2 separate regions of the Mus musculus genome follow, and region 2 is linked to region 1. The links are chromatin loops, found by intact Hi-C in ENCODE. Cell type or tissue: gastrocnemius. All regions are shown on one strand. Each heading gives the region's core, and the rest is flanking DNA. Links, peaks and the distances in the headings are about the cores only. Region 1 overlaps Rdh13 (retinol dehydrogenase 13 (all-trans and 9-cis)). Region 2 overlaps Dnaaf3 (dynein, axonemal assembly factor 3).

Region 1 (2,908 bases), core at 117-2,616:
AAGCCAAGTGGATGACACCCAACACTGTCCCCTGACTTACACCCACACACCCCACACACATGTGCACATGCTCACACACACTTGCAAACAGGCACTCACAAAGACTAGTGAAAAAAGACTAGGTGGCCCCACTCCACCCGGGGTCTTCCCCAGCCTGTGCTGCCTCCCACGCTGGAGCCCATATTATCCTCCATGCTTTGAAACCTCAGTTTCCAGTGGCTTCCCCTGACAAGGTGGCTCTGTCGTGTGGCTTCCCCTGAAGGCCTAATAGACCCACATTTCTGGACTCCAGCAGAGGACTGGAGTTTAAAATATTATAATTGTGACTATCCCCCAAGGGTGCCTGGCACTGTTTGCTGGTCACAGACAACTCTTGAGAAGCAAGAAGTCAGGGGGAAACTTTTTTAATCCCTGAGACTGGAAAGAATTGGGGGGGGCGGGGGGAACCATCTAGGAGGATGCCTGAATTCAACCCACTAATGCTGGGAGCAACCTCACACTGACCCAGTTGTGACACACATGTCTGCAAGCACTCACACATGTCCCTTATGGACCAAAACCACTCCCCGTCCCCAACCACAGATTTTCAGCACCAGAGGCTTAGAAGTCTATCCAAGAAAAGCAAGATCAGCATGTCTGATGAAGGCAGGCTGATTGAAACTAAAGAGCAATCATTAGAACCACGATTTATTAGTGATGTCTGTCTCTAGCACTGGAAGGGGACATGGTGGTACAGGTGCCATCCGTTTGACTACATTGTTTAAAGCTACTACTTGCCTCTTCATCACCAGCTCAGGGCTATAGAACTATCCTAGACACAGTGAAGAAGGAAGAAGATCAGAAAAGATCACCATCTACACACCTTGCAGCCGGTGGCTCAGCTCCTTGGTGAAGAGGACAACAGCCAACTTGCTCTGGCAGTAGGCTGCCTTGGTGTCATACTTTTTCATCTGCCAGTTCAAGTCCTCGAAGTCTATGTGCCCAGCAACGTGAGCCAGGGACGAGAGATTGATGATGCGTGATGGGGCCGAGGCCTTCAGCTTGTCCAACAGCAAATTTGTCAATAGAAAATGCCCTACATGAAGAACAAGAAAATATTTTTCCTCATGGCAATTATTCTTTCTCTACTTAATGTGTATGAGTGTTTTTGTCTGTATGTGTGCCTGCAAAACATGCATGCAGTGCCCGTGGAGACCACAAGAGGGCAGTGGATCCCCTGGAAGTAGAGTTACATATGTTTGTAAGAGACCATGACAAGTAAGTGTTAGGAACACCAAGCCCAAGTCCTTTTCAAGAGCAGCCAGTGCCCCTAACCACTGAGCTATCTCTCCAGCCCCACTATTTTATTTTTTCATACGCAGCAGTAGTGTAATCCTCCTCTTCCTCTAGATACCACACACTTTGTTGTTTTGTTTGGAGTTGTTTTGTTTTCAGAGGAGGAAAAAAAATCTTTATATTTAGGTTCAGTTGGTTTTTCTTTTTTTCCAAGTGTAATTTATTAGGGTAGGGGTGGGCACATGTGTCACAGCACGTGTCACAGCATGCATGTGGAGGTAAGGCCACCCTTCAGGAGTTGGTTTTCGCCTTCTATCATGTAGGTCTCAGGGATCAACCTCGGGTCGTGAGGCCTCGCAGGAAGTGAGGATATGAGGGCAAGCTGGCTCTGACATCTGATCTCAGCTGATCCATCTGGGGCGGCAGGCATCCCTACCCTCCCCCAGTGTTTCACACACATCCAGAAGCTGCACACTTGGTTGAAGGAGATTCCCTTCTACCTTCCATCAAGAGTGGATGAGTGTCTGTGCTCCTCCACTAAAGCCGCCAAGCAAGCTCTCAGAGAGGCGCAGGACACCAAGCCCAGTGTCTTAGCGACTGTTCTGCTGCTGTGAAAGTACACCCTGACCAAATCAACTCACGAGAGAAAGCATCTAATGGGGGGCTTGACTAGTTTTAGAGAGTTACTTTGTGGTAATCATGGTGGCAGGTAGTCAGGCACGGTGTCAAAGAAAGATCTGAAAGTTTTTCACACACACACCTCAATGACACATCTCCTCCAACAAGGCCACACCTCTTAATCCTTCCCAAACAGTTCCACTAACTGGAGACCAAGCATTCAAACATATAAGTCTATGGGGGCCATGCTCATTAAAACCACCACACCCAGGTTGGTTTGGTTTGTTTTGTTTTGTTTTAATCATAGCTACTTCTGGTGGTGAAATGATAGCTTCCCTTTCATAGCCTTCCTTCCTTTCTTCTTGCCTTCTATCAGCAAGAATGAGGATTTGGGAAGAATTCAAAAGTTTAAGGAAAAAAATCATCCAATTAATAAATAGGCTCATGAACTGAACAGACAGTTCTCAACTAAAGAAATACAAATGGCCAGCAAATATTTTAAAATGTTTTCTGTCTCTTTAGCTATCAGGGAAACTACTCTGAGATTTCATCTCAACCCAGGCCATCACTAAGAAAATAACTGACAAGTGCTGGCAAGGACGTGTGGAAAGAGGAGCCCTTACTCACTGCTTGTGGACAGTACACTGGTGAAACCACTATGTAAGTCAGTTTGGAGACTTTTCTACACAGGGCTACCATATGGCCCAGCTCTACCTCTCCTGGACAAAAACTCAAGGGACCACAGAGACACCTACTCATGGGTGCTTATCACCGCAATAAGTCCAATGGCCAGAAAATGGAGCCAGCCTAGATGACCATCAACGGATGAACAGATAAAGAAAATGTGATACCAAGACCCTGTATTCTGAGAAACAAACAAACAAACAAAAACCAGGCTAAATGGCATATACATACAACCCCAGCACCTAGAAAGTGTTCACAGGTGTTTACAGTCATCTTTACAAGTTCAAGGCCAGCATAGGTCTCAAATGAGATGCAATTGGGACAAGAGCAT
Region 2 (2,908 bases), core at 92-2,591, 92 kb after region 1:
AATCGGGACCCATCCCTGCTGCTCCCACCCTTCTTGGCACTGGAGACCGACTGAGGACAGGACACACAGAGGTGACCCTGCGCTTTTTATTTGAATCACATTCAAGGAAGGCTATGCCCTTGTCCTTCCCAAAAGCAGCATGTCAAGAAAGGCCCAAGACAAAAGAGAGGATCTGGAGCCCAGGGTTGTCCCTTCAGCCTTCGATCCTTGTCAGGATAAGTCTCAGATAACAGTCTAGGACCCATCCCCCACCCTCACCCCTACCCCCCAAATAGTACAACCGAGAGTTCCAGGAAAGGAATTTGAAGTTCTAGTCATATCCCTGGGGTTGAGAAGGAACGCAGAGTAAAACCGCATGCAGGTGGGCTGAGCTGGTGATGTCAATCCCTGGGCCTGCTTCAGCAGTTAAAGGTGGGCTACGTGGTCCCTGGGGTTCATGTTACATGTTTTGGAGGTGCATTCACCCAGGACGTTGCCATAGCTTCCTGGAGTGGGCTTATCACTTCCGGAGGAGAGGCCAGGTCGGCTTGGGGAAGGCTGATTGCTTCTACAGGCAGGACTAGCTTAGCCTGGGGTGGGCTCATCGCCTCTAGAGGTGGGATCTGGTCAGCTTTGGATGGGCTCAACGCTTCTAGAGGAGGGGCCTGGTTGGCCTGGGGTGGACACATTGTCTCTAGAGGTGGGGCCAGGTCAGCCAGGGGTGGGCTCATCGCCTCTAGAGAGGGGGCCTGGTTAGCCTGGGGCGGACTTATCGATTCTGGGAGAGGGGCGCGGGTAGATTCCACTTTGGAGGGCGCGGGTCCAGATTCCACAGCTGAGTCTCCGCCACCCGGAGTGGAGTCCCCTAACTTGTAGAACCTCGCAAAAGTCTCCGAGGGTTTGGTTGCAGTGTGAGGGGCGAACCCAGCCACCCGCGCTATCTCTACAACGCGGTCAGAGAACGCCTTCAACTCCTTGGGCCGCAGGTCCACCAAGTACCTATGTTGGGAAACTGTGTGTGAGGAGACCTGGCTTTTGGCCCAGCTGTGACCTTCCCACCCCACTCCTCTGGCTCACCGAGCTAATTCCACAACCAGGTTCCCTCCGGGGGCCACGCAAGCCCCGAGCTCAGGGCTGAGAAGATGGACCATCCTAAGGAGAGAAAGGACTAGGAGCTGAGATACACAGGTGGGGACGGAGGTCCAGAGCAGGATGGAGACTGCAAAGCTTAAGTTCCGGCTTCTGACAACGAATAAACTGGGGCCCAATCCTAGGTCTCTTACCCACAGGACACGTAGAGGAGCTGGAACCGGCCCTGGTAGCAAGTCTTGTGGTGGAGAGTCTGCGAAGAATCGAGAGGCAGAAAGTGGATAGTGAAGGGTTCTTGAGCAGGCACTGAAAGAGAAGGGAAGAAAGAGGTCAGATCTGGGGCTGAAGAACTGGCTCAGTTGCTAAGCGGGTTTGATACTCTTTCAGAGACCCTGAGTTTGCACCCAGAACCCAAGCTTATAACCACCTTTAACTCTAGTTTCTGGGGACATGGTGCCCTCTTGTGGCTTCCGAAGGCACCTACATGTGTGCTTGCGCAGGCGCTCACATGCTCACACAGAGAGAGAGAGAGAGAGAGAGAGAGAGAGAGAGAGGGTTTCTCTGTGTAGCCTTGGCTGTCCTGGAACTCACTCTGTAGACCAGGCTGGCCTCGAACTCAGAAATCCACCTGCCTCTGCCTTTGCCTCCCAGGTGCTGGGATTAAAGGTGTGCTCCACCACAGCCCGGCTATGAATATAAATCTTGAGAGTCAAAGAGATGTGCACACAAGTTGCAAAGAATATTGGAATTTACACTCCTTATCTGTGGAGAGCAGTGCCGAGAGCAATCGCCATTATAAGATGGCGCTGGCCTCCGCTGTGCCTAACTAGTAAACAAGCCCTGTACGCAGGTGCGAGAGTGAACTCACTCCTAGTCACTGCCCATCTCAGGGCGTAGTAGTGGGGTGATGAGCGAGCAACAAATCAGGAGCTGACATGCCATATCAGGTGCTGAAACACCATGGCTGAGGGCTATATAAGCGACTCCATTTTCTGGGGTCAGGGTCTTCCTGAGAAGTAAGCAATAAAGCTTTGCCGCAGAAGATTCCGGTTGTCCCGAGTGTGTTCTTGCCAGCGGGGACAAAAGCTTGGGATACTTATCTTCTTTTTTTCCCTCCAATTTTTTATTAGGTATTTACTTCATTTACATTTCAAATACTATCCCGAAAGTCCCCTATACCCTCGCCCCCACAATTCCCCTACCCACCCATTCCCACTTCTTGGCCCTGGCATTCCCCTGTACTGGGGCATATAAAGTTTGCAAGACCAATGGGCCTCTCTTCCCAATGATGGCCAACTAGGCCATCTTCTGCTAAAAATGCAGCTAGAGACATGAGCTCTGGGGGGTACTGGTTAGTTCATATTGTTGTTCCACCTATAGAGTTGCAGACCCTTTCAGCTCCTTGAGTCCTTTCTCTAGCTCCTTCATTGGGGGCCCTGTGATCCATCCAATAGCTGACTGTGAGCATCCACTTCTGTATTTGCCAGGCACTGGCTTAGCCTCACAAGAGACAGCTATATCAGGGTCCCTTCAGCAAAATCTTGCTGGCGTATGTAATAGTGTCTGCGTTTGGTGGCTGATTATGGGATGGACCCCCGGGTGGGGCAGTGTCTGGATGGTTCATCCTTTCATCTCAGCTCCAAACTTTGTCTCTGTAACTCCTTCCATGGGGTGTTTTGTTCCCAATTCTAAGAAGGGGCAACACTCCCTATTTTCTACTTTTGTTTTGAGTCAGGCTCTTGTAGCTGAAGATATCTGGAATTGTGACCCAAACCAGGCATTTTCTCCTGCCTCAGCCTTCTGAGTGACAGGCATTCACTGTCCACGCCCAACTTTCTTA

Evidence for each region. Hi-C counts contacts between places; a loop is a spot of excess contacts. Peaks named below come from ENCODE experiments on the same cell type or tissue, not always from the same donor. Only the 100,000 strongest peaks of a DNase experiment are listed, where the experiment ranks them.
Region 2: a loop joins it to region 1, with 2.3 times the contacts of the local background. A loop is called at or near these places in 17 of 42 quality-filtered maps.

Annotation. Positions count from the first base shown.
Region 1 is chr7:4,430,560-4,433,467 of GRCm38, forward strand. Rdh13 (retinol dehydrogenase 13 (all-trans and 9-cis)) reads right to left here. Exons shown (of 7, transcript NM_175372.4): 5 at 863-1,075. Among named protein-coding and RNA genes, the nearest start is that of Rdh13, 14 kb to the right of the region's middle. In gastrocnemius, for the core only: a CTCF peak has its summit at 1,183 (motif pointing right); a DNase peak (open chromatin) is centred at 1,195.
Region 2 is chr7:4,522,882-4,525,789 of GRCm38, forward strand. It overlaps Dnaaf3 (dynein, axonemal assembly factor 3), which reads right to left. Exons shown (of 12, transcript NM_001033548.3): 10 at 1,263-1,374; 11 at 1,057-1,131; 12 at 52-978. The coding sequence ends at 435. Among named protein-coding and RNA genes, the nearest start is that of Tnni3, 1.8 kb to the left of the region's middle. In gastrocnemius, for the core only: a CTCF peak has its summit at 1,532 (motif pointing left); a DNase peak (open chromatin) is centred at 1,536.